Regions from separate parts of the Homo sapiens genome. Here regions 1, 2 and 4 are each linked to region 3. The links are chromatin loops, found by intact Hi-C in ENCODE. Cell type or tissue: A673. All regions are shown on one strand.

Region 1 (8,000 bases), 160 kb before region 3:
ATAAAAATATTTTGCTTGTATTCAACATTCAAGGAATGTTTATTGGCTGGGCGTGGTGGCTCATGCCTGTAATCCCAGCACTTTGTGGGGCTGAGGTGGGCGAATCACCTGAGGTTGGGAGTTCAAGACCAGCCTGACCAACATGGAGAAACCCTGTCTCTACTAAAAATACAAAATTAGCTGGGCGTGGTGGTGCATGCCTGTAATCCCAGCTACTTGGGAGGCTGAGGCAGGAGAATCACTTGAACCTGGGAGGCAGAGGTTGCGGTGAGCTGAGATCCCACCATTAGACTCCAGCCTCCAAAAAAAGAAAAGAAAAGAAAAGAAAAGAAATGTTTATTGATTACCTGCTATGGTGCTAGGCCCTGGGGATTTAGCCTTGAGCAAAATGACACATTCCTTGGGCTGGTATTGTGGGGCAGCTCTAAATACTAAACCTAACATCTAAATACTTAATATTTACTTACGTAGTATTTACTTAGTAATTCTTAGTATTAACATCTAAATACTTAGTATTTACCATCTAAATACCAAACCTAACATTACAACAATAATTGTGAACTTGCAAATTGTGATGAGTGCAATGAAGGATTAGTAAGGATTGTAAGGGGACCCTAACAGAGTAACCTGATTTAATTTGGGGGCATCAGGAAGGCTTTTCTGTGGATGTTCTATTGAAGCCTTTACTAACTTTTAATCCTTAGTTTTTCTGAATATTTACTTTCACCTGTATGTAGGCCAGTACAACTCACTTTCCCTCCTTAGGCTGTATGTCTTCCTAAGCTCTGCTGCTAGTTAGAGAACAAGTGGTAAATATCCCCATTAGCACTTTGTGTCTTTGTAAGCTAGCTTTGCCTTCAGGGAGCTCTGAAATTCTTCCCTCTTTAATAGCTCTTTGATGACAGGCCTTGGACTCTGTTCTTAACTCTTCTTTCTCAGTATACTAGTGACTTTTTTTTTTTTAAATCCCCAGAGGGCCAGTTTGTCTAAGGGGGACAGGGAAGAATATACAGGCCATCATACTACCTGAAATGAAATGCACCATTCATTCTCCTTTGAGTTGTGAGTTTTAAGAAAGAAAAGGATCCTGGATAATGATTAATACATGGTTATAGAAAATGTGTTTAAAATATTTAGGCTAAAAAAATTATCACCCTTAATTCCAACATTACAGAGTTATCTCTATTAACATTCATAGAGTAGATTCTTCCAGTCTTTCCCCCGCTGTGCATTGATGTTGTTTAATCTATTTCTATATACAAAAACATAAATTTTTCACACATATGAGCATTTTTAGTATTTAAGAGGGCCATATTAACATTTCCTGGTGGACTTGTTGTGAATAAAGTACAGTAAGCACATTCAGAATTATTTCTTCTGTTCCAAACACATAGGAACAATTTTAAAAATATAACAATTAAAAAACAAGGGGGAAATCTTAGAAACCAAGAATGGGGATTGATGGCCCAGACTTTAAGATCTCCTTTCAGTGCACTTAGCACATGACAGGAGATCAGAACCATCCTCCTGTGTGGACTGGGGTTGGGACCATGCTCCTTGCAAGTTGACTGGAGCCTAATCACTCATGGTTGAACTTTGTGGCAGGTAGCTCTCCCATGGCCCAGGAAGGAAGCAGAGATAGGTGTGAGAATAGGACCTACAACTGTGCAGCACACACATATCTTATGTTTTGTTGTCCGTTCTAGAGAAAATCCTAAAAGCTTACTTTGGAACCTTGTTCAGAGTTGTATATCCTATTGGTCAAGGCTCAATCATTATTTCAGCTGCTAGTGAGGGGCAAATAAGGAGAAAAAACCCTCCTATGCAAGATGAGTTTGCAAACAAATTTCTGCACTCATGGAAAACCACCACTATGAGAGACAGGTGGAAGACCTGTCAAACAAGATAATTTAAACCCTAAAAAAGAGAAACCAGGGAGCAGTCTGAAAAGTTTGAAAAGTGTGTATATTTAGAGTATCGGAGAAAGACAGGAGCGTTTCTCAAATAAAAATAGAAGGTTGTTAAATAATAGGCCAATATGAAAAGATCCAATTGGAAATATCTGAAATGAAAAATATAGGACTGAGGCAGGGAGCAAGTAATGAAGTCAACAGTCGAAGAGATCAACATAGCTGAAGAGATCATGAATTGAAGAGCAGAAGTGAGGAAGCACGGAGAGATAAAGGGCTGGAAAGTTTGAAGGAGAAAAGGCTTAGAGGTTAGATTGAGAAGCTCTGATATACCATCATAATTTTTTTCTTGAGTTTCTTCTGATTTTGTCAGACTAGTTTGTATTATACTAATCCTTCCACTGTGAATACCAGAAAAGCGTATATATGTTTACTGTGAGTGTAAATAGAAATAATATAACTCTCCTTGGAGAATACCGTGGCATTGATGCCTAGAAAGGCCAGAATGGTGGAGATGAAGGAAATGAAGAGAAATGTGCCATCAGATGCCACTTTTCCCTCCAGGTATTTGCCAGTTTGTAAGTGGCAGCAAAGAAGCTAAATTAGGTGCCAGAGCTTTCAACAGTCTCTCAGAACTGAGGAGACAGAATAGGAGTTCAAGACTCGCCAAGGAGGAGGGGCCTGGTGAACCCCCTAGGCTTTCAGTTTGGACCCCCAGAAGGTTTCTCTCAGGAGTAAGGGCAAGCTGGCAATAGACCAGCGCCCAGCAAGGCTGACACTTACCTTCTAACTCGCTCAAATGGATCAAGGTTCCTTTTCTCTACCCCGGCTGCCTGCCAAAAGCAAACAAGTACTCTCTGGAGGAAGATAACATCGTTCAGACCCTCAAATTAACGCTATCATTTTTCAAATACAATGTCTGGCAGTCAATAAAACATTACCAAATGCTTAAGATGGTAAAACCAAATGATGGTAAAACAAGAGAAAAAAAATACACAGGAGAATTAGAATTGCACAGGACCTTCTTAACTTGCAGTCATATTGGACATAGACTTTTAAATAACTGTAATTAATACATTGAAATAAATAGATAATAAGATGGAGAAATTTGCCAGAGAACTAGAGTCTCTTAAAATAAACTAAATGGAAATTCTGGAACTAAAATTTTCCTGGGAGCAGGTAATATCTTAATCCTGTGTTCAATGTGGAAGTTGGGATGAAGTTGGAGTCTGGGGCCATGATCCTAACAGGTGAAATAGAGCTGACTGGCTCTTTAGGACTGTTCTAGTAATGTGCTGCTTGGCTGTGGCTCGGGAAGGAGGCAGAGGCAAGCATGAGAATAGGAACCAGGCCTGTGCAGCATGCAGATATAATATCTAGGATTGCTCCTGAGAACACAACTCTTGGTTAGTAAGATACTGGTTAGATGTCTGTAGGGGAGAGAGGAAACCCTGGAGTAAGAAAAAGCCCTGAGGAGGACAGAATGTTGCAAAAACTTCTTTTTGTTTTCTTTACATGTTTTCCTATGGCCAATTAGGGTACCCAGAATGGTATGTCTGCCTCTTTTATTTTTAATTATTTGCTTATTTTATATTTTTAAATATTACATTATAGTGAATTGTATCATCCTTTATTTTTATTTGCTGGGTTGTTAGGTGCTTGAAGCCTGAGTTTCTGTTTCACCTGTTCCTGTTTATTTTCTCTGTGTTACTTTTTCTTTTTCAAATTCTCAACCACCCTCTGTCCCACACCCAGCATATTGCCCTCACGTGATAGGAGCTAAGTACATAAATGTTTGTTGAATGAATGGTAGAAGACATAGCCCTTGATTGACTTATGAGTTTCAGTTCTTAATGTGCTCCCTGAATGATAATCCCAGGGTGGTAGTAATACAATGAAAAACATACATTTCTGTTTTTAGGGAACTGAAAATAGAGGAGGAGGGGAGCTAGAACCTGAGAAGAACAGTGGGAAATGCAAGACGTGTCTCAACTGCTCAAAGCCTTGTGACACTTCTTCAGCAACTTTTTTCATTACTAATGGTATCCAATACAGAAATCATACCTGTAATTTGAATGGAAAATCTAGTATGAAGAATTATTAACTAGTAAATGAAAATCAACTGCTAAGATGGGTAAAAAGAACTTTAAAGAATACAAGAGAAGCAGCCTGTGTCCCTAGGGCTGAGTGAGAGTGTCCAAGGAAGAATAAACTAGGAAGGGATCCCCCAAAGCTGAGACTCAGATCTCCTTGCAGAGTTAGTGGCTGGGGCCCACTGGATGGTAGAGAAGTCACTGGAGCACCACAGGACAGGGCTGGTAAGCAGGAAGCTGTCCACTGGGGCGCCAGCAAAACCGGACGGAGGGGTGTATGCTGCTGGGTCTCCCATATCCCATTGGCCAGGAAGTTGCCTGCTGTGCCATAGAAGTAAGAACAAAAGCACTAGAACCAGGAAGAGAAGCTTTTCCTTTCAGCACCCTCTACTGACAGGACCCAATGTTGTGCCAGCTGGCAATGGGGAAATGTTCAGAGCAGCTCAGTCCAATAGAAATATAATGCAAGCCACATATGTAATTTCAGAATTTCTACTAGTCACATTAAAAAGCTAAAAAGAATCTGGTGATACTAATTTTTAAATTTGGGTAAGATATAACATAAAATTTACCATCTTCACCATTTTTCAAGGTACAGTTCAGTAGTTGTGCAAACCAAACTTCGAAACTTTTTCATCTTGCAGATCTGAAACTCTACACCCATTAAACAACAACTTCCCTTTCTTCTTTCCCTGCAACACCAGTTAACCACGATTCTCATTATTTCAATGAATTTTATTACTCTGGGTATCTCATATAAGTGGAATTATGCAGTATTTGTTTTTTTGTAATGGGCTTATTTCACTTAGCATAATGTCCTCAAGGTTCATCTTTGTTGTAGCAGGTGTCGAATTTCCTCCTTTTAAAGGCTAATATTTCATTGTATGTAGGTAGCATATTTTGTGTATACATTCATATGTCAATGGATTGGCTGGGTTGCTTTTACCTTTTGGCTATTGTGAATAATGCTGCTGTGAACATAGGTGTACAAATATCTCTTTAAGACCCCGCTTTCAGTTATTCTGGATATATACCCAGAAGTAGAATTGCTGGATCATATAGTAATTCTATTTTCAATTTTTTGAGAAACCACTATTTTCCATAGCAAATGCATCATTTTACATTTCCACCAACAGTGTACATGGGTTCCAGTTTCTCCACATCCTTGCCAACACTTGGTCTTTTCTGATTTTTAATAGTGAGCATCCTAATGGATGTAAAGTGGCATCTCCTTATAGTTTTGATTTATATTTCCCTAATGATTAGTGATGTTGAGCAGCTTTTCATATGCCTCCTGGCCATTTGGGTGTCTTCTTTGAAGAAATGTCTACTCAAGTCTTCTGCCCATTTTAAAATTGGCTTATTTGGCTTTTGTGTTGTTGAGCTGTACTTCTTATATAGTCTGGACATTAACCCTTTATCAGATACATGATTTGGAAACATTTTCTTCTGTTCAGTGTGATGTCTTTTTACTCTGTTGTGTCTTTTGCACAGGCGTTTTACATTTTAATGCAGTCCAATGTATTTATTTATGTTTTTGTTGCCTTAATTTTAATAATATATTTTATTTAACCCAATATATTTAAAATATTCAATATGTCATCAACATACAATTATTGATATTTTATGTTTTTGCACTAATGTACAGTTAGTACAAACTGTACTGTCATACTGGCCACATTTCAAGTGCTCAGTAGCTATATATGACCAGTGACTACAGGGTTCCTCTCCAGTATCAGAAAGCAGGGCAAAGCAGGAGAGACTTGGAGCTGAGAGATGATAAATTGATAACTGGCACAGGATTATAGTAATTATGTGGCCACATATGGAGCATTACATATAATTAAAAGCCATGTTCTAAAAAGTTACGAAAATTTTAGGAAAAGGCTTATGTGAAGTTCAAACAGAAACCACCTATGTATTGAAAAAGAAAGGAAATACACTGAAATCTTAGCAATGGTTATCTTTGGGAATTAGTATTGGGCTGTTTTGGTTTCTTCTTCCTACATTTATGTATTTTCAAAGTTGGTTTAATGAGCACACACAGTTTATCCACATAAAGTTTATGCTCTTGTAGCACAGAGGTATCCTTTGTAACTCTAAGCAGTGGAGCTTATTAGAAGTCTAGGCCCCTAAGCTTCAATTTGGTCGCAATTTGAGAGAGAAATAGGTACCTTGGAAAATGGGATTGACTCCAGTTAATTGTGCAAACCTGGGTTTGTAAAGTGCAAAGATCTTGCCATTCTGAGTTTGAAAGGTCATGACTGGGAGTCCTCGAGGTGGCAGAAAACCTAATCCCTCTGAATTTATGGGACAAGGGAAGGTGGTTTATTCAGTTTCTGTTAAAAGCTGCTTGTTAATGGCTGTGATTGGAATACTTGACATTGTTCACTTCCTTTTTTCCTCTTGGGGATCAGAGAATTAAAAGGCTGTTATTGGAATTGATTTATTTTGCCACTTTTATGTAGAACATTTTATCTTCCCTGCTCTGTCATACAAAGTGGAAGTTCTTTCTTTTCCTCAGGGAAGCTGAAGAGTGTTGTGATCTTCTTTTGTGCTTAGAGTGTGTGTGTGTGTGTGTGTCTAAGTGTGTGTGTGTGTGTTGCAGATGCGGTCTGCTGACACAGCTACAAGACAGCTTGCCCATTCTGTGGGATTCTCTCTTGTGCTTTGATTCTGCTAACCTGCCTCAATTTTATGCTGGTTTGGCTTACCAAGGGTGAAAGTACATGAGACCAACCCCAAATCTGAATATTAAAAAAATTTTAAAGCAAATAGTTATTTGCTTTATTATGTACCTATTATGTACCTATTATGTACCTTTATTATGCACTCTATTATGTAATAGACACTGATTTAAGTCCTTGTCATAAATGAACTCATCTAATCCTCATAATAACCCTATGATACATAGGTATGGTTGTTTCTCCCATTTCATATACAGGAAACTAACACACAGAGGTTTAGTAACTTGCTGAAGGACTCATAGCCAGAAAGAGGATGAGGCAGAATTCAAATTTACAGTCTGGCTCCATAGTCTGTGCCCTTAAGAATTAAACTGTGTAGTGGTTCTCAAACTTCAGTGTGTTTTAGAATCTACTGGAGGGCTTATTAAAACACAGGTTGCTGGGCCCCACCTTCAGAGTTTCTGCTTCAGTAGGTCTGAGGTAGGGCCAAGCACTGGCATTTCTAAGTTCCCAGGTTATACTGATATTGCTGCTCCAGGGATTACACTTTGAGAAGCATTGAGCTATATATGGAACCCCTGGTGTTGCTCATCCTCATGGCCAAAGCAAACAGAGCTTGCTAAGTAGCTCCTCCCCACCCCAATGCCTGTGGCTCTTGCATGGTGGTGGCTGGCGGGGTAGTTGTACTGCTGTGGCTCTGACTCTCCCAGGAGGGTCAGACTACCCTAGACTCTAACCTGGTTGTTTTCCAAGTGTCCTCCTTTACTTGAGGTATGTCTTTAAAAATAACATCTTTATTGAGACAAAATCAATAGTGTACAGTTTACCCATTTAAAGTGTAATATTCAGTGATTTTTTTTTGGTAGATCCAGTTGTGTTACCGTCACCACAATTTAAGAATGTTTTCATTATCCCAAGAAGAAACCCTATACCCAATAGCAGTCACTCCAATTTTCCCCCAATAACCATCAACCTTAGAAACACTTGATGAACTTTTATCATTTATTTTAAGTACTTTATTGTCCAATCCCAAAGATAGATATGACTTTCTGGGACTTTATTTGCAAGGCAGTGTTTTGAACTCAAGCCTCTCAAAACTTTGCTTTGTGGCCAGGACTTGTGAGGATTTTCTTGGCCTACTAAGTGGTTCCTCTTCTTCCAAGAAACTCGTATGAGATGTTTAACCTCTTCTCCATGCTCCTGAATACTTTGGGATTGGAGATCTGACTCTGGCACCTTGGAATGGTTTGTGATTTTCTTTTTTCCTTTAAAATTCAACAGTTAGGGAAGCATTACACATGTGGTAGTAA
Region 2 (8,000 bases), 250 kb before region 3:
GTTTTCTGCTCCTGTGTTAATTCCCTTAGGAAAATGGCCTCCATCTGCATTCACATTGCTTCAAAGGACATGATTTCTTTCTTTTTTTCACTGTGTAGCATTCTGTGGTGCATATGTAGCACATTTTCTTTATCCAGTTCACTGTCGATGGACACCTGGATTGATTCCATGCCTTTGCTATTGTGAATAATGCTGCAATGAACATATCAGTGCATATATCTTTTTTGGTAGAATGATTTATTTTCCTTTGGGTATATAACCAGTAATGGGATTGCTGGCTCAAATGGTAGTTCAGCTCTTAGTTCTTTGAGAAATCTCCAGACTTCTCCACCGTAGCTGGACTAATTTATATTCCCACCAACAGTATAGAAGCGCGCCCTTTTCTCCACAACCTGACCGACATCCGTAATTTTTTGACTTTTTAACAAAAGCCATTCTGATTGGTGTGAGATGGTATCTCACTGTGGTTTCGATTCGCATTTCTCTAGTGATGATGAGCATTTTTTTACATTTGTTGGCCTTGTGTATGTCTTCTTTTGAGAAGTGTCTATTCATGTTCTTTGCCTACGTTTTATTGGATTTGTTTTTTTGCTTATTGATTTAAGTTATTAAGCCTTTGTCGGATGCAAAGTTTGCAAATATTTACTACCATTCTGTAGGTTGTTTGTTTACAGTCTCTTTTATTCTTGCCTCCTTATCTTTGGCAAATAGAAAGTGTTCTGTAATTTTTAAAAAAGGAATGGAGCTTCAATGTGAAATACTAGGTGCTTTCCCTACATGGTCTCATTTAATCACACTGGTAATCTTGCAAAATTTCACTTCATAAATGATGAAGCTGAGGTGCTGGGAGGTTGACCAGATGGCTCAAATTCATAGAGCAGCTAGAAAGTGGTGCAGCTGGAATTGGAACCAATGAGACTTTTCATGTGATTCTAATATATATTTTTATTTTTAGAGCATTGGCTTTGAAGCCAGGATACCTGGGTCATAGCCTCTCTCACTTTGATTCTGTAACTTAGTGACCTTGAGCAAGACTCCTGATCATTGAACATTAGTCAGTCCTGCCTTGTTGGAGTAAAACAAGATGTGGGGCCAAAAGACCTTGGAGCTACTTTCTAGTGCTGATGTCTCTCTTCCCTCTTTGTTTCTGGGAAAATCTGTCCTCATCATCCATGTGTGCCCCTCACCTCCGTCTCCTTTCACTGATCGCCCTTGTGTACTCTTTTCTCTTTGACTTCTCTGATTATTTTGTGGCTTTTCTTGCTCTCTTTCTTTCCACCTTTTGGTTAGAGGAACTAATGCCGGGACTTAATTTCTCAGACTTTCTACTTCCCTTTAGCTTACTTGGATTACCTTATCTGAAAAATCATTGCAAAAATAGTTGCTGTTTTGTGATGCTGCTGCCGATGTTAATGAGAATGATTAATTCCTCTGCTATGAGGACTGTTGGGTGGATCACCATAGGAAGTTGGGTAATATGATGGAGTCTTTATAGTGCAGGAGGAGTGGGACTGCCTGAAGGCAGGTAAAGAACTAGAAAACATCTTAAAATTTCTTGCTTAAAAACAGGAAAAGCTATCATTTGTCCATTCATTTGTTTGGTGGGCCAAGCTTTGTACTGGGCGCTCAGGATACAGTGGTGACAACAACAGTTATACCTTGGAGCTACCAATGCAGTCTAGTTTGGAGAGACACAGTTAATCTAAGAAACAGATATTAACTCACAACTCTGATAAGTGGAACCAGGTATAACAGGGAGAACTAACTTAGATGTAGAGCTGACAGAAGATCTAAATGCCAATCACTTCATATGTATTATTTTATTTAATCTTTACAGTGGCTCTGTAAGGAAGATGGATAGAATGACAAGAGTGGACATCCTTATCTCGTTCCTGATCTTAAAGGAAAAACATTCAGTCTTTCACCATTAAATAGGACGTGGGTTTTTGTAGAAGCCCTTTATTAGTTTGAGGAAGTTCCTTTCTATCCATAATTTGGTGTGCGTGTGTTTCTGCGTGTGTGTGTGTTTAAATCATGAAAGGGTATGAAAGGGTATTGGATTTTGTCAAATGTGGGGTTTTTTTTGTCTGTTGAGATGAACATATGGTCATATGTTGAACTAACCTTTTATTCTTGGTGTACATTCTACTTGATCATTGTGTATGATCCTTTTTGTATGTTGCCGAATTTGTCTTGCTAGTACTTCCTTGAGGATTTGAGGACAGGCATTGTTAAAGGCGAAAGCATGTGTAGCATATTGTCATCTTTCTTTCTGCTAACAGTGTAGGAAGTTTTAGAAAAATCCTAAAAATCAGCTTCAAGGACTCAAAAGGTGTAGTATTAATAGTAGTCTGGAGCCATTCCTTGCAGGGTCGTTGCTGACTTGTAACTTACACGTTAAGTGATGTATGTAAAGGTTATTCTGGCTTATAGAGACTCGATTGTTAGGACAGCGTGGAATATATTTTAGAGAGATTTCTAATCAAGAGAGTTTAAAATATAGAAAACTTTATATTTAAGTGGGGAACATGCCAGTTATCTGGAAATTTTACTCATTTGTGGGGTTTCATTCAGCAGTGAGGCTGACAAATGATTAATGACTGCACTGCAGACCCCACATTCCCAACTCCAGGAAGGCTTTTCCTGGTCGCAACTTGCTCAGTCGGAGGCAAATGTGACAGGGTGTTTACCTCAAACTGAGCCCATCCCATGAGGTTCTGTGAGCAGTGTCATAGTTAGCCATTCCCTGATGAGGGGTGGCAGGTGGGGGTGTTTGCCAGTTGTCTCTGTGGTCTGGTCACTGGTAACACTCTGCTTGTGCCATTCACCACTTCCGTCTTCACTCCTCTTTGATTCTGTTGAGACTAATTTCTTGATTCTGCCCTTCCATTTACTCTGGCATTTTAGATCACCTCACTCTGTGTACAGTTATTAGTCTATGAGAATTCAAGGAGGCTATTATGGTAAAGCTACAAATTCTGTACCTTCAGGATCTTCTTGGCTCACAAAGCAAGAACATGATAATACAAAGAATATTATCTCCTTATGATTTTATAATATTTTCTAAACTATAAAACTTTGATCTGCATTATCTAATTTTGATTTGCAGTGGTGCAATCATGGCCCACTGTAGCCTTGACCTCCGGGGCTCAAGCGATCCTCCCACCATGGCCTCCTGATTAGCTGGCACTACAAGCGTGTACCACCACACCTGGCTAAATTTTTTCATTTTTATTTTTTATAGAGATAGGATCTTCCTATGTTGCCTAGGCTGGTCTTGTACTCTTGGGCTCAAGTGATCCCCCCACCTCGGCCTCTCAAAGTGCTGGGATTTCAGGAGTGAGCCATCATGTCTGGCCCATCTAATTTTGATTCTTATGACAACCCTGACATGTAGGTAGTACAGATACTAGGTACATTTCATGAATGAAACAGAGGCTTGGTGAGTTTAAGTACTTAGAATTTAGGAGGTGTAGGATGTTGGTGCTGCGCAAAGCTGAGTGCTTTCGTTCTTCATGTGAAGAATAAGGGATCTCTCTCTATTGTCATCTGACAGCCTTCTCATTTCTTCAGTTTACTGTTCTCCAGTAGTTGGATGACCATTTCCCTCCTTCGGTGTCATGGCACCATTTTTATTTATGTGCCTTTAATTCCATTCCCAAAGTCATTCAGATGAACCAAATAGGGATCCCCGTCCATTCCTTGTAAGTCTTGGTGCCCCACCATTTTTCACTGATGTGTTTTTGACCTTCTGACCATTTGGGTGTCCATACACAGGCATCCTCATCTAGCTCAAGTTGAGTTTAATGTAGTGAACCAGCCCTTGCTGGGGCATTGGCTTATGTTCATCCTGATTACTTATTTCCTACTGAAGTATTAGCATGGTGGTACAGGGTAGGGAGTCCTACACTGGTTCTGATTCTGCCACTCACAAGCTACGTTTTCATTCTTTCTCTGAGCCTTGATTTTCCCTTCTATAAAGTGAAGGGTTAGATCAAATCACATTCGAGGTCACTTAAACTCTGTCATTGGATCTGACTTCCTTATTGGTTTTCTGGTGTTCTTTGTTCACCTATCCATTCCTGGTTTACCTGATACAGGTGATGATTTTAATGATCATACAGCCTTTGTTAGTGTATCCCTTTGCCTCACACCATGTGTTGGACTTTCTTTTCTTTTCTTTTCTTTTCCCTAGGAGAAAATAACCTGCTGGCCAAGTCAGCATCCCAGGTAGGCATGGCAGAAAGTGCTGCCGGCCCAGGGTACAGCCCGGCCTCTGCCTCACACCTGCCTCTGTGACACGAGCCAGAGATTTTAATCACCAAGCTGAAGCTTTTATTCAGGAGCTGATAGTTGAAAGGCCAGAACAGTTTCTCTGTCTTCCTGCTTTTTTTCTCTCCTCTTTGCTGTACCCCTCAGATCCTCATAATAGAAATAATCAGGCCAACCCATCTAAGCTTTTGCTAATGGAGACTAAAAGAACTGAAAGACACAGCCTCCCCATGGGCACGCTGGTTGGATCGTTCTGTCTTACCCTCTGTCCCTTTTAGAGAATTGCATGGCATTAGCATAAAGACAAGTCATCGCAATCATTTTGCACCCAGCCCCTTAATGTTGAGGAGCAGGAAGGATTCTGCTGTGATCTCCGGCACATTCATCGGCCCCTGCTGAGCTACTGATCAATAGTGACACAGTTGCATCAGATGGCCTTCAAATAGTGCTTCCTTTTTCAGATGGGCTGGGAGAGAGAGGAAGAAATATAAGTGCCTCATTCCTCTTAGACTACAAATAAATGAAGACGTGGTGTGCAGCTGCATTTCAAGCATTTTGGAAGCTTTTCTGGTGTATGTGAGGGGTGGGTGGGGGGGTTGGCACTGAGGCTTCTCTCTTGATTGCAGTTGAGAGCAAGGATGCTGCTAAATGTCCACATGGGCGCTTTGAGTCCCTATCCCCACGTCCCTTACACCCTAGCACCTGGAGAGCCCCGAGCAAGCCTCACAAGTGGGGAGTGGGATACCCTGACGCAACTTTTCTCTTTTTCCTCCCCTCCCCCAGAGTATTTAGTAGGAGGTCACTGGCTGAGTGTGTGCCCCGGAATCTGGGGCCGCTCCTGCTGCTGCAGTTAATGCTGCTTTGTTCCATGCTAAATGAGGCGAGAACTTTCACCCTGGTCACATTCATAATCCCGCTCAGCAGGACGCTCAGCTGTGCACAAGAGCAGTTTCTGCAGGCAGGGAAGGGCTTTCCCTTTGGACAGTCCTTTGGAAAGCTCCTTTGGTTCTCTGTTTCTGGAAGCTATCAGTACAGAGGATAGGTTCAGGGACTAACTCAGATGGGCAATCTCAGCTGGGGGTTTCTAGGCACGACCAGGGTATCAGATTTCTTTATGCTTTTGTGTGTTTTGGAGAGAGGACACAGTATGACCAGGAGACCAGCGGGATATGAGGAGGTAGACAGGGAGACCAGACTGCATTTGGGACCCCCAAGGGAGAGAGTTTGGAAGAATGCAGGGGTCCTAGACTAGAAGCCAGGAGCTTGAGGGAGACTGAGCCCCTTCTCTGCCATCTGCTAACTGCTTTGGGCCTCACTGTCCTCTGTAAAAGAAGGGAGTTACCCCTGAAACTCACATGTTGTATCCTGTGTGCTGAGGCTGTAGAACTGAGCAGCTTCAGAAAGGAGATGAGAGCTGGGAGTGCAGCAGAGGCAGGGACCTTTACGTTATGCCTATTTCTGGGGGCCCTGTCCTTTCCTGCGGCCTTGCCTGCGCTAGCTAGTCACTGGGGCTTTTACAGACCCATAGCAGAAGATTCTGCTAGCCTCTTCTGAAGCATGTTTTCTTGTTCTTAATGATAGTTAACTTGGCTGGTCATAAATCCTAAATCTGCCTCCTCTGAGGTGGGGAGCAGTTAAAATCTCCACTTGATTTTCTTGTTTTTCCAACTGTCCCCTTCTGCTGGTTTCCTTGGAGTTTCCTGAGCACATGCACAGTTGGGGTCCTGAAGACCTGGCTGGGGTTTACACATGATTTTGGAGGCTTCCCCTCTGTGACTCCCTCCTGCCTGCCCTCTCTTTTAAGCTCCTCTGGCTGTCCCCGTCTCTGGTATCCAACTCCCCAGGGTGTCAGAGTGAGCTTTTCTGCCTGAGCTCCAGCCAGCCTGCACTGTGCCTGTGGGGTTGTGCTGCCAGACGAGATGCCCCACACCCAAGCCTCACCAAGAGCAGTTCCCTTCTTTCAAAGCTTGACTTCCCATAATCTCTGCCTGTTTTTTGTCTCTTTCCAGGGCTTTTAAAGTTACTATTATTATCTTAAACAATAGACTTTATTTTTTAGAGAAGTTTTAGGTTAAGAGAAAAATTGAGAGGCAAGGCCAGAGTTCTCATACATTCCTTATTATTAACATCTTACATTAGTATAGTACATTAGTTACAATTGATAAGCCAATATTGATACATTATTATGAACTAACATTCACAGTTTATATTGTGGTTCACTTTTTGTGTCCTGCGTTCTATGCAGAGCTATTTTTTCTATCTTGTTCAGAGTTCCTATTTGTTACTTGTGGGAGGCTTAGTCTGATACTAGCTACTCCAACTTTATCAGAAGCAGAATAATCTGATGCATTTATTTTTGATTGATAAATACAAGGCCGGGCGCGGTGGCTCATGCCTGTAATCCTAGCACTTTGGGAGGCTGAGGCAGGCGGATCACGAGGTCAGGAGATTGAGACCATCCTGGCTAACATGGTGAAACCCTGTCTCTATGAAAAATACAAAAAATTAGCCAGGTGGGGTGGTGGGCGCCTGGAGTCCCAGCTACTCTGGAGGCTGAGGCAGGAGAATGGAGTGAACCCGGGAGGCAGAGGTTGCAGTGAGCCTCTGAGATCGCACCACTGCACTCCAGCCTGGGCGACAGAGCGAGACTCCGTCTCAAAAAAAAAAAAAAAAAAAAAAGATAAATACATTTTTCCCTTGTCTCTGGAAGCACCTGACATAAACCTTGTGAATAAAAGGAGTTTCCAGAAGAAGGTGATGGTGATGGCAGAAAGTCTAACAAGTCTATGGATGGCAATTACATTGGTGAATGTTTCGAGCTTTCTGTCTTGCTGCTTTTCACATTATGATTCGTGTACCAGGGGCCACAACAGTAGAGTTGATTGGTGTCTTCAGAAGTTAATCTCCAGAAAATAGGGTGGAAGCCAGCAAGTGAAAGCACTTTATGAAATATTAACTTAGTACTGAGGCTGAGGTTGTCCAGAAACTTATAAAAAAATTTGAAGTCTTTCAGTTAACTTTATTTGCAGTTAGCTCCTGCTTATCTGGAAGATAAGATAGAACAGATACAGATAATCCCATATCTTGATTACCTATACAGTTTGCATCTTCTGTATAGTTTTTTTCTTTCTAGATGTTAATGAAAAAGAAGTAGGCCCTGGTATTTTTAAACTCCTTTACCTTATTTCCCCTTAAGCTCAGTGGTCAATGTTCTGAATAGAGGCCCTGTTTGATGTCTCACAGCAGGGATTCCTGGAAGGGGGGGATGCAGGAATGCTACAGAAGTCTTACAGAAGGCTAGGTGATTAAAAATCCACCAGCAGGAAGGTTTAACATACCACCCCTCTCGGTAAACCAGGAATTGCATGTGCTACTGTAAAAGCATCTGGCTTAGGTCCAATTGAAGTACCTGGATAAAAGTCAAGTAAGTTTTGCTGTGGGACTATACAGAGTGTAATGGAGGGCTGGAAGGAGCAGGCTGATGCCTCAGATGCCGGAACACCAGGCAGAATCCAGGACTCAGGATGCTCCTCAGAGGAGAGATTCTCCCATGGGCACTTGGGGTGAATCTGTGTTCATTTTTGGAGGATTCCACTCAGTCAAATGTATTTTGAGCATCTCCTGTGTACCTGGACCTGTGGGAGGCACGGTCAGCTAGTGATGACTAAAGCATGTTTTAGCTGTGTGTTCTAGACAGGAGAATTGCATGGAGGTATGGGAGTCCTCTC
Region 3 (8,000 bases):
CGTGCAGATGTGACTATGCCTGGGGTTGGATTCCACAGTTCCGCATGCAGGGGCTCCCTGGCTCCATGTCAGAGGCGTCTCAGGCTTGAGGCTAAGTCCCTAACGTTTTCTGCATTTTTTTCCACTCCCACACTTTGTTTCTCAGCAGAGGGGCAAGAAAAGAACAGCTGTGATCTCAAAGGTTGCTCGCTGTCTCTGCAGTGGGCTGCGGCGTTATCGTCCAGGGAAAGCAGGAAAAACACAAAAACCAATCCTCCATGTTTTGGGAAAAGGCATTGAAAATGCTTACGATAGCAACTTTTTTCTTTATAAGTATGCTGCGGTGACTCCAGACAACCTCTCCCATTGAATGGCTTCGGTATCTTGCTGCAGTCGTTCAGGTGTGAAACGTGCTTTTAACATGCCTTTCCCGCTATTATGTGAAGTCGTTATTTTTGTCTAAGATCAAGTATAAACAGTTCTAGTGTAAAAAAATTTTTAAGGGAATTTTAAGTGTGAAAACGGAAGTGCAGATGTCATGTTTTTTAATGCTGTGCTCTACGCTGAGTCACTGTTCTAGAATCTGGGGGACAAAGATGCATTTATTCAGACAATATATCCAAGCCCCTTCCTGCCATGCACTAAGTGCTATCTAGGGGACTGTGGTGACGTTGGTGGAAAAGTGACACGCGGTCCTCTTTCTCCATTCTGAATGGATGGGAGTGCCATCATACCTGCCCTCCCGGGCGCTATGCTAACAGGGTATGTGATCAGGATGTGAAATGCAGTGGAAGCACCAAAGTGGGGCTCAGGGTGAGGCAGTTAATTTCAGCCGAGAGAGTGCTCATTTCCTCTGGACTAAATCTGCCATTAGTAGTTGCTGAAGGAAACACACTCAGGGGCCATCAGGAGACCCACCTCATTCCTTAGGTCTGTGCCTATGCTGGCAGGGACCCCAGTTGGTATTCAGAATTTTTATGAAATTAGCCGACCCGGAAATGTACTCAGATGCTACCCTAATCTCAGAAAATTCCTGCTGGGTCAGTTTAATCTGCTCTCACATTTCACAATGCCTTTGAGGTCAGTGAATCCTGGGAGTGTTCTAGAACTCTCTGTGCTTGGACTCCCTGTCCTCCTCTCTCTGCTGCCCTCCCCACACTGCGGAGTTTCCCAGGCCAATCTAGCTGTGGTGGCAAACTCAGTGATGGTTTGTCTGAGACTTTGGCCCTCAGAGTGCCCCGGGCTTCAGTCGCTCAGTTCGCCGCCCTGCTTTGGGACATTCAGCCTGGAGCCTCCCACTGTGGCCTCTCTGTTAGTGGGAACAAGTAATTAAGTCCATATAGCCCTTGTAGAGAGACTCCTACCTCCCCCTTGGAAAGCTTCACCAGTGCAGATGGCATTTAATACCTTTCGTCTCTCCCAAGGAAATCTACTCTGGAAGCTTTAAGTTGTCCAGTGAAAGCATCTTCAAGTACATCTCCCCTCCAGGACGCCCCCTCCCTGCTACTGTTTGCACTGGGGGCACAGGAGGAAAGCCCAGAGTCCCCACCACTGACTTCCTCCTAATGAGAAAATTCCTCCACTTTCTGTATCTAGGGACCAGCTCTCCTGAGACACAAATCCTCTTTGTGTCCAGCTTATCTCCAGCTGCTGCCATGATAAATAGTCCAGCCCAAGGGAGCCTGGGGAAGCTACCCCACAAAACGAATCACTTGGCTATTAACAACACAGACGAGGAAGCAAGCTTGAGGAAATATTTAAGGACCACCTCAGACTCCAGACTGTATTCTCCTTCGTGCAAGTTGCCTGAGGAGTCTGTTGGTTATATAGAGCAGGGAACATTGCCAGTGTGTTCTTTGGAATTGACCAAAACAAAACAAAAAAACCCAAACAAAAAGCAACCTTCCGACAAACCGCAACATTTTTTTTTTACTGTTTAACCAGCCAGCTGTTTCCAGTGCCATCTGCTTAGCTACCTATTTCCTGAATCATCGCTCCATGTCTGCCGCCACCTGCTTTCTAGGCTTGCGTTTATTGGGAAATTCTTGTTGGCTTGGTCTGATGTTCAAGCACATCCCAGTGTTCAGCCCACTTCGGGGGCTCACTCACAGCAACTTAGAACAATTCCCTGTGGTTGTCACAGGAGTGCTTTGGGTTGGTCCAGGCCTTCATGGGGCAAGCCAAAGGGGCAGGAGAAAAGTGAACTGTCTGCCCTGGGAACGGTTTGCAGCTTCAGCAAGATGCATGCCCCCCACTTTATCCTGAGCCTGCAATGGATGGATCCCCCTTGCTGGATAGGAAAGCTCAAGACAAGCGGGGACTGCCCCTGTTGTTTTGCCTTCCCATAATCTCCTGGTACTTGGTAAATTCTGTTGCAGCCAGCCTCCCTTGTTCAGCTTAAATCCTGGGTCCTATGTGTCAGGAAGTCTTTGCAGCTGACCTGGCAAGTAGTCTTTAGACCTGGCCAATGTGTGACATTTCTAGGAACTGGGCCTCCCGGAGAGGCTGTGTAAGCCATCTAGGAAGCGATTTCACGTGTAAGAAAGCTAGAGGGGGAGGTGGGGGTGGCAGTCTTGTCCATGCCTCTCCCTACCCCACCCCCTTAATCATCAGTCATCGACTGTGTAGGTGGCACATGCTGTGACCTGGCCAGGAGGCTTGCTAAGACGCATGTGGGGGAGGTGTCAGGTGGGTTCTCCGCACTCTGGATTATTTGTGGCCGGCCTGCCTGCCTAGCTGGCGGCGACTGCCACTGCTGCCTCTGTGCTGTACTTCCCTCAGAGCCCCAGCCTGCTCCGAATTGCTTCCATGCCTGTGTTTAAGATGGTCCATCTGCCCGGGTCACGTTTCTACCTTCCCGTCCCTTTCCTCTGACTTCACTAGGCTATGTTAATTCATCTTTCACATTTCCACTCAGGCATCCCTTCCTCCAGGTGGCTTCCCGGACACCACCCCACCCCTTCTCTGCGTTCCCGTAGCATCCTATGTGTTCCTCCATCACGGTACTCTCCATGTGTCATAGAAAGTCGCTTCATCCTCATGCTTCTCTCCCCCAGGTCTCTGAGCTCAGGGGCAGGGACCATGCCATCTTCATCCCTGACTCCTCGGTTCCCAGCACAGTGTCTGGCATATTGCAGGAGCTCGATAAAGATGCACTTTGAATGGAACTAAACTCAGGAAACCTGCAGTTGAATTTGTGTGGAACAGACTAGACAGGCTCTGGGGTAGACCAGCAGGACTCTTTCAGCCCCTCTTCCTCAGGATCTCTATCCGCAGGCAGCCTCTGTACATGATCATCAACTCCACAGAGAAGGATTGAGGGTGGCCATTTTCGAAGTGGAAAGTGATTAATGGGCCAATGTGAAGCTCATTTATCTGCAGCCGGAGCCTTCATTAACTCTGTTCCTTGGACAGATGCCACCTTGCCACGGAGCTGGTAGAAGCAAGCACTTATATCCAGCATAATGCAAGAAGGGCTGTGCTTCAGTGCCAGGCACCTGCCTACCTCTGGGAGCTGCCTACAGGGCTCTGAGTTCCAATTCTTAACATTCTACTTCACTGTGTTAGGCTTGACTGTTAATTGGTGCTTTATCATTCTCTGAAGCTTCTATATACTCCAGGAATTGTGTTAATCAATTTATACACATGGTCTCATTTGTTTTTCTCATAGCCCTCCAAGGGAGGTCTTACTAAGCCCATTTTCCAGATACGGATGTTATTCTATTGTGCTTAAAGAGATTCACACACACGATCTCATGAATCCTATCTTGTGAGGGAGGTATTTCAGCCCCATGTTAGGAAGAGGTAAACTGAGACTGAGATGATGTCTAAGCCAATTCCCTGGGTCTTACAACTGAGAGGCAGAACTCTCTGGGAAGACCTAAGTCTTCAGGCCTGAGGAACAGCCACCCTCCCCTACTTCTCTATCTCCATCGCGCCAGTCTGATAAATAATTCCAGGAAACGTTCATGGCTCAGAAACATCTTTTTGAGTTAGATCTTCTCCAAGGAGTAATACAGTTTCATTAAACACTGCATATTCACATGGGATGGGAATTTAAAGACCCATTCCACAGTCCCCTCATTTTACAAAAGAGGAAACAACAAAGACTGCATTGTTAACATGTTAACCTGGGCTGGCGTCATCTCAGTGAAGCTCCACAGTAACTTTATGTGGTAAGTCATTATCCTCATTTTCTAGATGAAGCTGACCAGAGGCTTAGGGAGTCTTAGCAATTTGCCCATAGTCACTCTACCAGTAAGTGACAGAGCTAACAATAGTACCTCCTGAAAACATTCGTTCTTAAGGGTGTCGGTAAGAGCCTTCTCTGAATTGCAAGAATTTCGCCCTGCAGTAGGAGTGGCAAGAGCACCTATTACATCTCACATTGCAAACTCAGGGAAGCCTGGCTTAGAAACTAATCCTGTTATCGACACTGGAGATTAAGCATTCAATGGGGAAGTGAGTACTGTTTGGAGAATACTTGCTAAAGAAATATTTCAGGTCTAATAGCTACCATGGTACTCAGCAGGGCTTTACAAAAAAAGAGAGAGAGAAAGAAAAGGAAGGAAGGAAGGAAGGAAGGAAGGAAGGAAGGAAGGAAGGAAGGAAGGAAGGAAGGAAAGAAAGGAAAATAAAACCCTCAAGCAGTACTAGTTTTCTTGATGGCTGTCTGGCCTCTTGTGGCTGGCATCAGGTATTGCAGTTTCTGGTAACTGAAAGGAAGACTTCCATGACAAAACTAATAGTAATTTATGAGATAAATATTGTCTCCATTTTAGAGAGGCTTGTATCTTTCCTAAGATCACTTAACAAATATCATTTCAAGGGCAAAATAAAAGAGAGGACAGTTCTTAATTAGAAATTCCAGTAGGAGGGAAAAAATAGAAGAAATCTTTGAAAAATGAATGAGAATTCTCATTCATTCATTCATTCATTCATTCTATTCATTTAAATAGTAATAAAAGTAAAGAAAGATTAAAATCCCAAGAGCAAAATGGCCTATAAGGTTTCATATTTGATAGAGAAGAAAAAACTCACTATTAGACACATCACAGTGAAATTTAAGATCATGAAGACAGGCCATTTTTCAACTTTCCACGAAAAAGTTCAGCAGTGAAGGAGGATCAGATTGACATTAGACATCTCAGTAAGAAACCTACACATAAAGTGCTAGCAACTTAATATGTTTTATATCACTGAAGGAAAATAACTTTAAACCTACAATTCTATATTTAGCTCAACTATCATTTAAATTAATCTAAAATTAAAAAGACCGCAAAAGGTTTACCACTCAAAGACCATCTTTGATGAGAACACTTAAAATCTGCTCTCATAGCAATTTTCAAATATGCAAAATACTTTTGCAGAAAATATTCTGCCAAGAAGAGAAACTCAGGAGAGTGCTATGTGTTTTTTAAATTTACAAGAAGGATGACTAATTGACTCAGTAAAGTATACTGTTATTTAAATGATAAAGGACCCAAAAGAGTAAATAACAATTAAAATTTTAGATAATTTCAGAAAATCTGATGGGATTGGTGATGGTGACAGAAGAGAAATGAGAGCATGTTAAATTATAACAATTGATATATTTACAATGTTATAGAGAAAAATAAAAATACAGGGCCTAATAAGTTATGGGTAAACACTAAATTTTTTTAATAGAGCTTTCAAATTAACAGAGATAAATTTGATCTATTCAATGGAAAGCAGAAAAGGAGAAAAAAAGGAAAAAATGTATAGCAAATGGAAAGAATGTATAAGATGGCGGTATAAATTCCAATAGAACAAATTATAATAAACATGTGTTTTGAACTCACCAAACAAAAGGAGAGAATCTTAAATTGGAAAAAAAAAAAAGATCCAGCAATATTGTGTCCACAGAAGACAGAGATAAAAGGTGTAAAAACTTGAAAATGAAAGGACAGAAAATTACATACTAGGAAAGTATGAATAAAAGTTGAGATAGCAATTTTAATATGATGTAAAATATAAATAAAGGCAAAACTAATGAGAGACAAGGAGGAATACTTTATAAAATAAAGGAAATGAAGATGATAAAATAGTAATAAAAATATATACACATAAAAATATTAAAAAACAGTTAAAATAAAAATGGTAAAATAACAAAAACTAGTTAATATACTAACTATTATAATCAGAAAGTTAAATACTATTATATATAGAATTAAAAGATTTATCTTTCTCTGACGCTGATAGATCAAATAGATAAAATATGCAAATCTATGAAAATATTTGTTTTATATAATCTATAATCTTGAATACATTTGGGGAAGAGGTAAAGAGAACAAGCTTTAAAATGAATAGAAAGAGTAATTCAAACAAATGAAATATTCACAGAATGTTCACATATACCAGGTCAGCAAGGAAGCCTCAGAAATTGAAGTCAGGCTGTTATCCAACCTTAACGTGATATAGTTTGAAATCTATACTAAAATAACTAAAAATGTATGTTTGAAAACAATTATGAACTACTAAATAGTTTTTGGATTAAAGAAGATACTTTTACAAGAATTAAAAATACTTTGACCTAAACTGCAATAACCACTATTTGTGTTAAAATTTATGGGATACAGCTAAAATAGTACTTTGAGCTAAATTCATAACTATAAATATATTTATTAGAAAATAATAAGTATTGAAAACAAGTCAGATAAGCCCCCCTAAAATGAGGCTGGAAATCAAATAAATAGAGAATAACAATTTAAAAGCAGTAACAAAAAAGATGAACAAAACCAAAAGCTGGCTTTGAAAAGACTAATAAGATAGATAAAATCAATAAATATAAAAGAGTAAGATCCAAATAGACACAGTGTGAGAAAGGAGATGTTGCTACAGTCACAAGAAAGCATTAAAATAATGCAAGAATATTACAAACTATCTGCCAATAATTGTGAAAACAGACAAAATTGACACATTTCTAGAAAAACAAAAAAAGACAAAATTGGCAAAATATTTTAACAAATCAAAAAGTATTAATATTTAAATAGTAATTGAAGATGCCCCCCCACTCCACCCCACCCCACCCCACCAGAGTCTCAAACTCAGTTTTATAAGAAAGTACTGTACTAAAAAATGTCAAGGAACAGATAAGTTTATTTTTATTTATTTATTTACTATATATATATTTTTTGAGATAGGGTCTCACTCTGTCACCCAGGCTGGAGTGCCCTGACATGATCTTGGCTCACTGCAACCTCCACCTCCCGGGTTCAAGCGATTCTCCCACCTCATCCTCCTAAGTAGCTGGGATTATAGGCGTGTGCCACCACACCTGGCTACATTTTTGTATTTTTGTAGAGACAGGGTTTCACCATGTTGGCCAGGCTGATCTTGAGCTCCTGACCTCAAGTGATCCCCCCACCTCGGCCTCCCAAAGTGCTGGGATTACAGGTGTGAGCCACCACACCCAGCCCAGAACAAATAATCTTTACCTGAAGAGTTGTTGCAGAAAATGGTAAAAGGAAAAAGACTTTTCTTCGCTTTATATGAACAGTGTAACCATGATTCAGTAAATTATAGTCCTATTTGGTTTATGAGTTTTAATGCAAAAATCTTAAATGAAATATTAACTTACCAAATTCCACAGTTTATGAAAAATAATAAAATATTATCAAGTGAAGCAATGCAAGGATGAAATGATATCAACAATTTTATTAAGGTAACTTACCTTTATAATGGAGTGAAGACAAAAGGAATGTGACTATCTCAATAGATTAGAGATAGAAAAAAATCACAATAAATGTCAAAATATTTCTAGTAAAAATTATAAAATAGCCTTTAACAAGGCTACAACAAACATAATGTTTAAATAAAGAAAATTTCTAAGCATTCCCTGTAATACTGGGAACAGTGTAAGAATACTCACTATCATGACTATGAACTGTTTAATGTATACAGGAGGCCCTAACCAATGGGTAAACATAAAAAATAAATGAGCATAGGTATTGCAAGGAAAGAGAAAATAAAATGTTATTATTTATAGCTGACAAAATCAT
Region 4 (8,000 bases), 100 kb before region 3:
CATGCTTTTTCATGCAGTGACTGTGCCCACAGACCCTGTAAGAGCCATTGGGAACTATGTGCATGGTGATTGAATTAGAGACCTGTTTCCAGTTCTAAAGAGAAAGTTCAGTTGCACTTTTGAGTTCTTAAGACGAAGGTATTAAAAGGCATGGCCAAGCCTGCCAAAATACTAACTGTAGAAATAGATAAGGTTTCAGATACACAAGCAAGGAGCTGGCTGGGTGCCTCTTGCTATGCTCGGGTAAGAAATCATGATTAATAAAGGCCACAGAGAGAGTGAAACCAACAGGGAGGTGGACAAAGCAAGAAAGAGAGATATGGTCAACTACAACATTCTTCCAGAAATATAAGACATTTAAGGTTATGGCATAGCAGGCAATATGTTCTCTAAAACCAGGACTGGGGAGAATGATGTAGTGTTTTGCAGAGGTAGGTACTTGATATTTCTGCTTTGATTTTATTGTTAGAAAAGAGAAGTATATGGGGCATATGAAAGTGATATACTGTAAGAGACCAAAGAACAATAAAAGAGTTGAGGTCCAACCTGTCTAGGGTAGGTTTTGCCCTCTTCTGGGTGTTTCTGGGACTCTTCAGCCTTTAACTTCCACCTGAGTGCATCAGACACACTCTTCTGTACTCCTTTGGCCGGCAGGAGCAGCCTGATTTTAGTGACTCGTTCAGAAGGGAGGTGCAGCTGGAAGGTTGTGTTTATTAAAGCCCAAGTGACTGGAGGTAAATGCAGGTGTGGTCAGGAAATGTAGCTGGTTCACCTCTCAGTAGGCACAAGGCCAAAGTCAGCCGACTTGCAGATTGTAATGCCGGTTCTCCCACCCAGAGGTTATTTGAGTTCATCCAGCACTGCAGCTGAGCAGAATGCTGCAGTCAGGGTGACACAATGCAAACTGGAGCCATGTCCTCAAGTGCATGCCAATCAAACCAACTTTAACCTTCGCTGGTTTGTGGCTGCTGACCTAGAGAGGAATTTGTTATATGGCTGAGGTCCTGTCCTACCTAAGCCAGACTCCAGTGCAAAAAAAAAATCCTGTCAGATGCGCCTCTTCTTCTCTGTCTCCATCTCCCTCTCTGCCTCCCGTTTCCCCTTTACTCTTTACTGTTAGTTGGCCTGGGGTTCCTGGGCTGAAGTGGAGTTTCCTCCTGTCTCCGTGTGTTTGCTGCTCTGGTTTGCTCTTCTTCCAGGGCCCCTTGGTAAAAGAAGAGCTGCTGACAGGGTAGAGTGGAGGTGGGGAAGTGACCACCAGACTGGGAGTGATGTAGGTTGTGGTCATCAATGATGTAGGTTGCTGTCACCAGGACACTCAAATCAGCTGTGACCAGAGCCTGCAATGACAACGTGAAGAAGGATCTCTTACCTCAGTTAGTGAGGTCCTATTCTTGTAGAGACAAGAATGTTTCTTGTGGAAACAGATAGCCAAGAAGTATCAACAATAACTCTGTACAGTGGAATAGAAGATCTGAGATTTTAGTGAAAAGGATAGACTCAGGACAGTAGGAAGCTCTGAGTTGAGTTTGTAACATCAGAATATTAAAAGGCACAGTGAAGAGAAGGTTCTGGATTTCTAATGAGATTTCCAAAGTAGGCTATGTTTTTATCTCATTAGGATGGATTAAGTTCATGCCTATCAATGCTAACTGTAGAAATAATTAGGTTTCAGATGCACTGTCAAGGTGTTAGGTGCCTTTTTCCAGGCTTGAGTGGCAACATGGTAGGAGAAGGTCTTGAGTATAAAAGGTCCCGGAGAAGGGATGTGGGTGGGCTTTGGGTCTTGTGTATCTTAATTTTTAATCTGTAGCCCAGATGTTTGATTGGAGAGCTTGCAAGTGAAGTTTGCTAGGCGGTGATAGTAAGATGGGAATCAGATGAAAATGGTTTTAATAAACTGGAGAAGTGCTCAAAATGAAGTTCACTGAGGAAAATGTAGAATTATACCACCAGTTATGAATAGCTACACAAGTGTTAAGAGATGGCTATGAATGAACAAATGTACCAGAAAGAGCTGAGATTGAGGATGACGCCAACATCCATCAGCAGTATGGGTCTGTGGTTGGAGCATCCCTGTCTAGAACTACAAATAAGAGTTCAAAACACAGGGGTTGTCACTATATACCCCATGAATATGTACAATTATTTGTCAATTAAAAATATAATTAAATAAAACTTAACAAATACATGGTTTTTGAGGCCATATCTTTTCTAGATGTGCCAAAATCTTCAGGCTAGCAGGGCTGTGGGTAGACTTGTAGACTGACTCACAGATAAAGGAAATTTGAAATTGAACTTTTAGAGAGTAATTGAGAATTCATAATTATCTTTCAGTGTGTAAAAAACCCTGATGTGAAGATTGGTTCCAGCTGTTAGTCTTTGCTGAGGATGGAATGTAGTTTCTGTAGCCTTTGATGAGACACTAGGAATACTTGCCTGACCGTGGAAGTCATTAAATGATAGAATGAGTTATTGAGGGAAGGTTCTGATTTTTTATGGGATATTCCAAATAGGCTATGTTTTCATCTCATGAGGGTAGCTAGCTGATGGCTGAGAAGTGGTATAGACTATTCAGAGTCCCGTTTCTAACCCAGAGATTGCCTGAGACATCCACCTGCTTTTACATCCCCCGAGGTGCTCCCTGCCCCCAGGAGCTATTCCCCACACCTGTCTGGGGACCTTTTTTCCAGGCATGGGCTAGCTGGGTCTGTATAGATGCACTGATCTCATCAGATTGCACTTTCTTTTTGTTTTCTTCTTTCTTGCAGTATGAGTTTAAAGCCAAGAACATCAAGAAGAAGAAAGTGAGCATTATGGTTTCAGTGGATGGAGTGAAAGTGATTCTGAAGAAGAAGAAAAAGGTAAGTGGCTCTGAACCAGAATCTGAGGTGAAGAGGAAAGCAGGGGAGGTAGGCATGGGGTACCTTCTTCTTCTGGGCCCACCTCCAGAGAGAATCCCTCCCTTATCTGGCAAGCTCTTCTGCTTTGAGCAGCAATGGTGCTGACAGGCTGCAGCAGAGTGTAGGGCGAGGCGAGGCCAAAGGCCTAGTCACCAGTTGGCTCAGTCAGTCCTGGTACCCCAGGTGATGGGAGTCACCTCCTGTCATCCATGCCTTCAACCCCCCTCCCCATTTTCATACCTTTATCTTTGAGTTTTGAGTCCTGATGGTAGAAAATATTTTCAATTTTAGTAAGAATAGCAGGGTTCAGTGGGATTGGGCAGCGAGAGGAGGCTTCCTCAGCAGCTGTCCCCTTCGATTGCAGGACCATCCTTCAGTCCCACCCCAGGTGCCATGCAGCCCCCTCCGTTGTATGTCCTTGCATCCTCCTGTTGCAGCCTATATTTACATCGTCCCTCAAGACCCAGCCACTGCTGCTGCTCCGTGTGCAGGGATGGTGGGGTGTGGCCAGGTCGGGAGGATGGGCAGGGGGATTGATCCATTCAGCGTGAGTTGGGGAGAGACAAGCAAGTGAGCATATGTTGTTTAAACACTTGTCTGTTTTGTGCCAGTTGTATGTGGTTGTGGCAGGTAACATTAACCCCTTGGAAAGGCTAGATTCGTATGGTGGGAGGATGGGAGGATGTGTGTTTTCAAAAAGAAACAGAAAAGAGCTTGGCTGATTGAGTATATATAAGGAGCCCTTTTTGTCCCTGTTTCTCAATTCTGCTGATGTTTTTATTTTTTATTTATGATGCCTTTGTTTTACATTTATTGATGGTAGCACCATATCATAGTCCTCCATAGACCTCCTGAGCTTATTTTGGTTCCAAATCTCAGTCACTCTTAATTCAACTGGGACTTAAAGCAGACCTTGAATGTCGGGGCTAGAGGGAGAGAGTGTGGAGGTTATGGAAGCAAAGACAAATGAATCATAGTAGGCAACATAAATTTGAAGAACCATATAGCTGAGAGAGATCTTAAAGGGGACTTGTCATATCAATCCAAGGGCTTAAATCTTGTTTATAATGTCCGTACAAGGGGCATTGTCCAGTGTATGATTGGACACCTGTAGCAATGGGAAATTTACTACTTCCTGAGGCAGCCCCTTTCCTCTCTGGATGTTTACAAAGGTCTCTTACGTATTAATCCAAAACTTGTTCTTTCATGCTCCCTCAATACTTTCATTGGTGGTTTTAGAAAGTGTTTTATGGCTATGATGCTGCAAGTATGTAGAAAAAAGATATACTGTTTATAAAGAACCACCTTCTTCAAAATTCACAAGTATAGGGAATTAAATATCTTTGGCTTTGTAAACCTTTGCTGTGTGCATGGGCCCCATCTTGTTCTTCCTTTGGGGACATCTGTTTTGCTTCTTCTCCTCTCACATGTATGTACAGAGTGGACAGTCACGGGACAGTCTTTAGAGTATTGTCCTCTTGGAGTTCCTGAGCAGGACATCAAGCTGAGGCCTGTCAAGCCCTGGGCCTGTTAAAGAAATCGTGGATGATGACAATATGAATTTGAGCAAAAGATATCCTCAGAGGAAAAAAATGGGCTAATTTTGTCACATGTGTAAGATTGCTTTCCTCAGCAATCTGTGGCTGACACTCCCAGAATCTTCCCACCACCCCACTACACATCCACTTCTGACTGACATATCTTTGTTTGCCTTTCTTTCCTTCCTTCCTTCCTTTCCTTCCTTCCTTCCTTCCTTCCTTCCTTCCTTCCTTCCTTCCTTCCTTCCTTCCTTCCTTCCTTCCTTTCCTTCCTTCCTTCTTCCTTCTTTCTTTCTTTCTTCTTGATGGAGTTTCATTCTTTTGCCCAGGCTGGAGTGAAGTGATGCAATCTTGGCTCACTGCAACCTCCACCCCCTGAGTTCAACTGATTCTCCTGCCTCAGCCTCCCGAGTAGCTGTGATTACTGGCGCCTGCCACCACGCCCAGCTACTTTTCTTTTTTTTTTTTTTTTTTTTTTTGAGACGGAGTCTCGCTCTGTCGCCCAGGCTGGAGTGCAGTGGCGGGATCTCGGCTCACTGCAAGCTCCGCCTCCCGGGTTCACGCCATTCTCCTGCCTCAGCCTCCCAAGTAGCTGGGACTACAGGCGCCCGCCACTACGCCCGGCTAATTTTTTATATTTTTAGTAGAGACAGGGTTTCGCCATGGTGGCCAGGTGGTCTCGAACTCCTGACCTCAGCTTATCCACCCACCTCAGCCTCCCAAAGTGCTAGGATTACAGGCATGAGCCACTGAACCCAGCCTGTTGACTTTCGATTAGGTTAAATGTAAACACCTACTGTCCTAGGGGCTGCTCTGTCCCTTTCAGGTATCTTCATACACCTCTGTTGTTGTCCATCATGGGGCAACTTCATAGTTTTGCCCTTAGAGCACAGTCTTGTTTCTCACCTCACTGTCTCTCCCATGTACCTTTACCACGTGTGGTGGCTTCCCCATTGTGCATGTGAGAAAACTGAGGTTGGATCTCATGACACAGTGTGTGCTGAGGTATCACCTGGAGAGAAGCCTCCCTGCCTCCACTAAGCACATGAAAGCCAGGCTGGAGTAGCATCTCCCTGAGGGAGTGCATGGGACCTCGTGACTCACTTTGAAACTACGTCCTGGGTAATCTCCAGTGTGGCTTCATCGTCCTGCTGGCCCAGAAAAAAAGATGGTCTAGCAGGTCTTTCCTAGATCTAACTCTTCTGATGCCAGGCTTGGGAAAAGGGAGCTGCCCATCTTGTTTCCTGCACCCACACTTAGTGTCCGTTCCAGGGCCGTGGCTGTGATTTGAATAATGCCTTTAACCACGGGGTTCATTTTACACAATCTCTGACAGATGAATGCACATTAACAGCAATCAGCCTTTTTGTCATCTTGTTCTCATATGACAGTTCTCTGGTATCTTAATGCTACCACCACACTCAGACACATGCACACTTTCTCTCTCTGCTTATAGAATTGAGAGAGGTGAGAGTAGACATGCTATTGTGTAAATGCACAATTTTCTCCAAGGAAATGGAATACTTGGCAAATGTCACTGATCACCATCATGATTAGGTTAAGAACTAGAGCTCTTTGCCAAGTAGCTGTAGGTGTAGAGAGAGCCATAGCCTATATTCAGCCGTGAGGCAATGGTTCCATGTACAGCCTGACATTGCCCACTGATTCGTTGGTGCTTGTGCCAGGCTAGTGGGTAAAAACATTGAATAGCCCTCTCCTCCCACAATTAGCTTGTTGATTTTCACTAGGTTAGTGTGACAAGCTGGGAGGGACCCTCACCCCAGATGAGAAGACCTGGGTTTCAGTCCTGGCTCTACCCTTCTTGGCCTGTGGTTCTAAGCATGTTATTTTGCCTCTCTCAGCTTCAACTGTGAAGAGTTCAATTAGGTGATCACTTTAACTTTTCTAGCTCGGATACTCTGTGCCAGCTCTGGAACCATGCTTTTTGGTGTTTGTGTGTATATATAGGTCACCTGTATGTATTTAGGTCTTTGAGAATCTACTGGACTATCAAAAAAAAAAAAAACCCACAAAAGACAGCCCCTGGAGTCTGAGTGGGTCACTATGTTGTTGTTTCCCAATCTTCTAGAGCAGGAGGGGACCCTCTGAGGTCCAACATCTCTGAGGCAGCCATCCCAGCCTCCTCTCTCTCCCAGCCTGTCTGTAACTGGTGAATGGTGATGTGTTTCCTGGCTGAGAACTGTGTTTACAGTAAGTCTCTGCCCTCCAGTGAACTTTTTAAGGGCAGGAGCCATCTTTGTAAGCCCAGCACTTGCCTGGGCACCAGACACATGTAGTATGTTTTCAGTAATCGTGGCTGTTCACTAGCTGCTTGATTGAACATTATTTGTGTGTAATAATGTCATTAAATTATGAGAAAATAAATACTTAGCAATTGGATCAAATGAAGTCTAGTTTGTTACCTTTATCATGTTGTCCTCCCTCTTTTTCTTCCTGTCAATCTGCCAGTTTAAAAGGAAAAAAAAAAAGGATGAGATCCTTTCTCAAATATAGGAAGGCTTCCATAAAAATTGCTAATTCCATAGTATTAATTGTAGGATTTGTTCAGGTGACTGTAATCTTCAGGTGCATTATACTAGTGTAGGCAGTGGCCAAATATATTCAACTTTCATTGAGTTGTAAAAAACATCTTTTTGGTTATAATAACAAATATCTAAAAATGCTGTCATCTTGAACTGACGCCAACAGATAATGAATCTCAAATTCTTTATGAATCTTAGGTTGAATTTGTGATGTAAACCCAGTTACTAAGATAATTAGCTGTACTTTGATGTCTCTCAACCAGTACATTTTCTTCAACTCGCATCTAGGCTCAAGTAATTATCTTTTCCATGTATATGTAATGATTAGTTATTATAATACTGGAATCACGCTATAGCACCATTTGCTAGGGAGTGGAATCCTGAGTAAGAAAGACTAGTCTTGAACTTCATCCAAGGGATTTTTCTAATAAAGGACCCAAAGAGCTTCAGTTTTATATAGTTTCTCTTATGAACCAATAACTTTCTTGGGATCCCCTAAGGCAGCATTCTAAAAAGGCTCCATCATTTTCATTAACAAATATTCATTGTGTGTCTACCATGTTCAAGGATCTGCATAGGTTACATAAGGATATTAGATATGAACCCTTCCCTGCAAAATTATTCTTTGTCACTGTATGCACACATAGGTCTATTACAGGTTTTATAAGATTGCATTGTAGTTATTTATCTCTTTCCCCCATAGTTTGTTAGCTTTAGGGGGCAGGGACCATGTCTTCCCTCAAATCTTATTTCATCTGTTTGGAAAAGTAGAAGACCAGAGGGAGCAAACTGATGTAAGTAGTTACACACTAAGGTGATAATGAGAACAGCTAATAGTAATAGCTAACACTGATGTGGAGTACCTGCTATTGCCCAGGCCTTGTTTGATGCATGTTTACACTTAACAAATCCTCACAACTGTCCTATTAGGTAGATACCATTCTTATGATTGTTCAAAAGCAGATTGAGCAACTTGCCTGAATCTCACATCCTATCAGTGGTGAAGTCAAGGTTCG

What was found. Peaks named below come from ENCODE experiments on the same cell type or tissue, not always from the same donor. Only the 100,000 strongest peaks of a DNase experiment are listed, where the experiment ranks them.
Region 1: a loop joins it to region 3, with 15 times the contacts of the local background. A loop is called at or near these places in 6 of 110 quality-filtered maps.
Region 2: it touches region 3 in a loop (5-fold over the local background); 2 of 110 quality-filtered maps call a loop at or near these places.
Region 4: a loop joins it to region 3, with 23 times the contacts of the local background. A loop is called at or near these places in 26 of 110 quality-filtered maps.

The regions. Positions count from the first base shown.
Region 1 is chr1:162,225,968-162,233,967 of GRCh38, forward strand. The region is part of intron 2 of NOS1AP (nitric oxide synthase 1 adaptor protein); the gene reads left to right. Among named protein-coding and RNA genes, the nearest start is that of MIR4654, 73 kb to the left of the region's middle. In A673, a CTCF peak has its summit at 4,397 (motif pointing left); DNase peaks (open chromatin) are centred at 914, 4,294 and 4,704; H3K4me3 peaks cover 1,122 bases; H3K27ac peaks cover 6,741 bases.
Region 2 is chr1:162,140,403-162,148,402 of GRCh38, forward strand. The region is part of intron 1 of NOS1AP (nitric oxide synthase 1 adaptor protein); the gene reads left to right. All of the region lies in intron 3 of LOC105371475 (a long non-coding RNA gene), which reads right to left. Among named protein-coding and RNA genes, the nearest start is that of MIR4654, 13 kb to the right of the region's middle. RefSeq lists enhancers at 4,453-5,167, 4,557-4,851. In A673, no CTCF peak of the experiment used is centred here; DNase peaks (open chromatin) are centred at 4,629, 5,169, 5,699 and 6,109; H3K4me3 peaks cover 1,797 bases; H3K27ac peaks cover 4,510 bases.
Region 3 is chr1:162,387,632-162,395,631 of GRCh38, forward strand. It overlaps SH2D1B (SH2 domain containing 1B), which reads right to left. Exons shown (of 4, transcript NM_053282.5): 4 at 7,637-8,000. Among named protein-coding and RNA genes, the nearest start is that of C1orf226, 9.9 kb to the left of the region's middle. RefSeq lists a silencer at 4,268-4,562. In A673, a CTCF peak has its summit at 4,672 (motif pointing left); DNase peaks (open chromatin) are centred at 1,590, 3,380, 3,680, 4,380 and 1 weaker place; H3K4me3 peaks cover 472 bases; H3K27ac peaks cover 6,344 bases.
Region 4 is chr1:162,284,573-162,292,572 of GRCh38, forward strand. It overlaps NOS1AP (nitric oxide synthase 1 adaptor protein), which reads left to right. Exons shown (of 10, transcript NM_014697.3): 3 at 2,772-2,864. Among named protein-coding and RNA genes, the nearest start is that of MIR556, 54 kb to the right of the region's middle. In A673, no CTCF peak of the experiment used is centred here; DNase peaks (open chromatin) are centred at 2,389, 4,519 and 4,769; H3K27ac peaks cover 7,562 bases.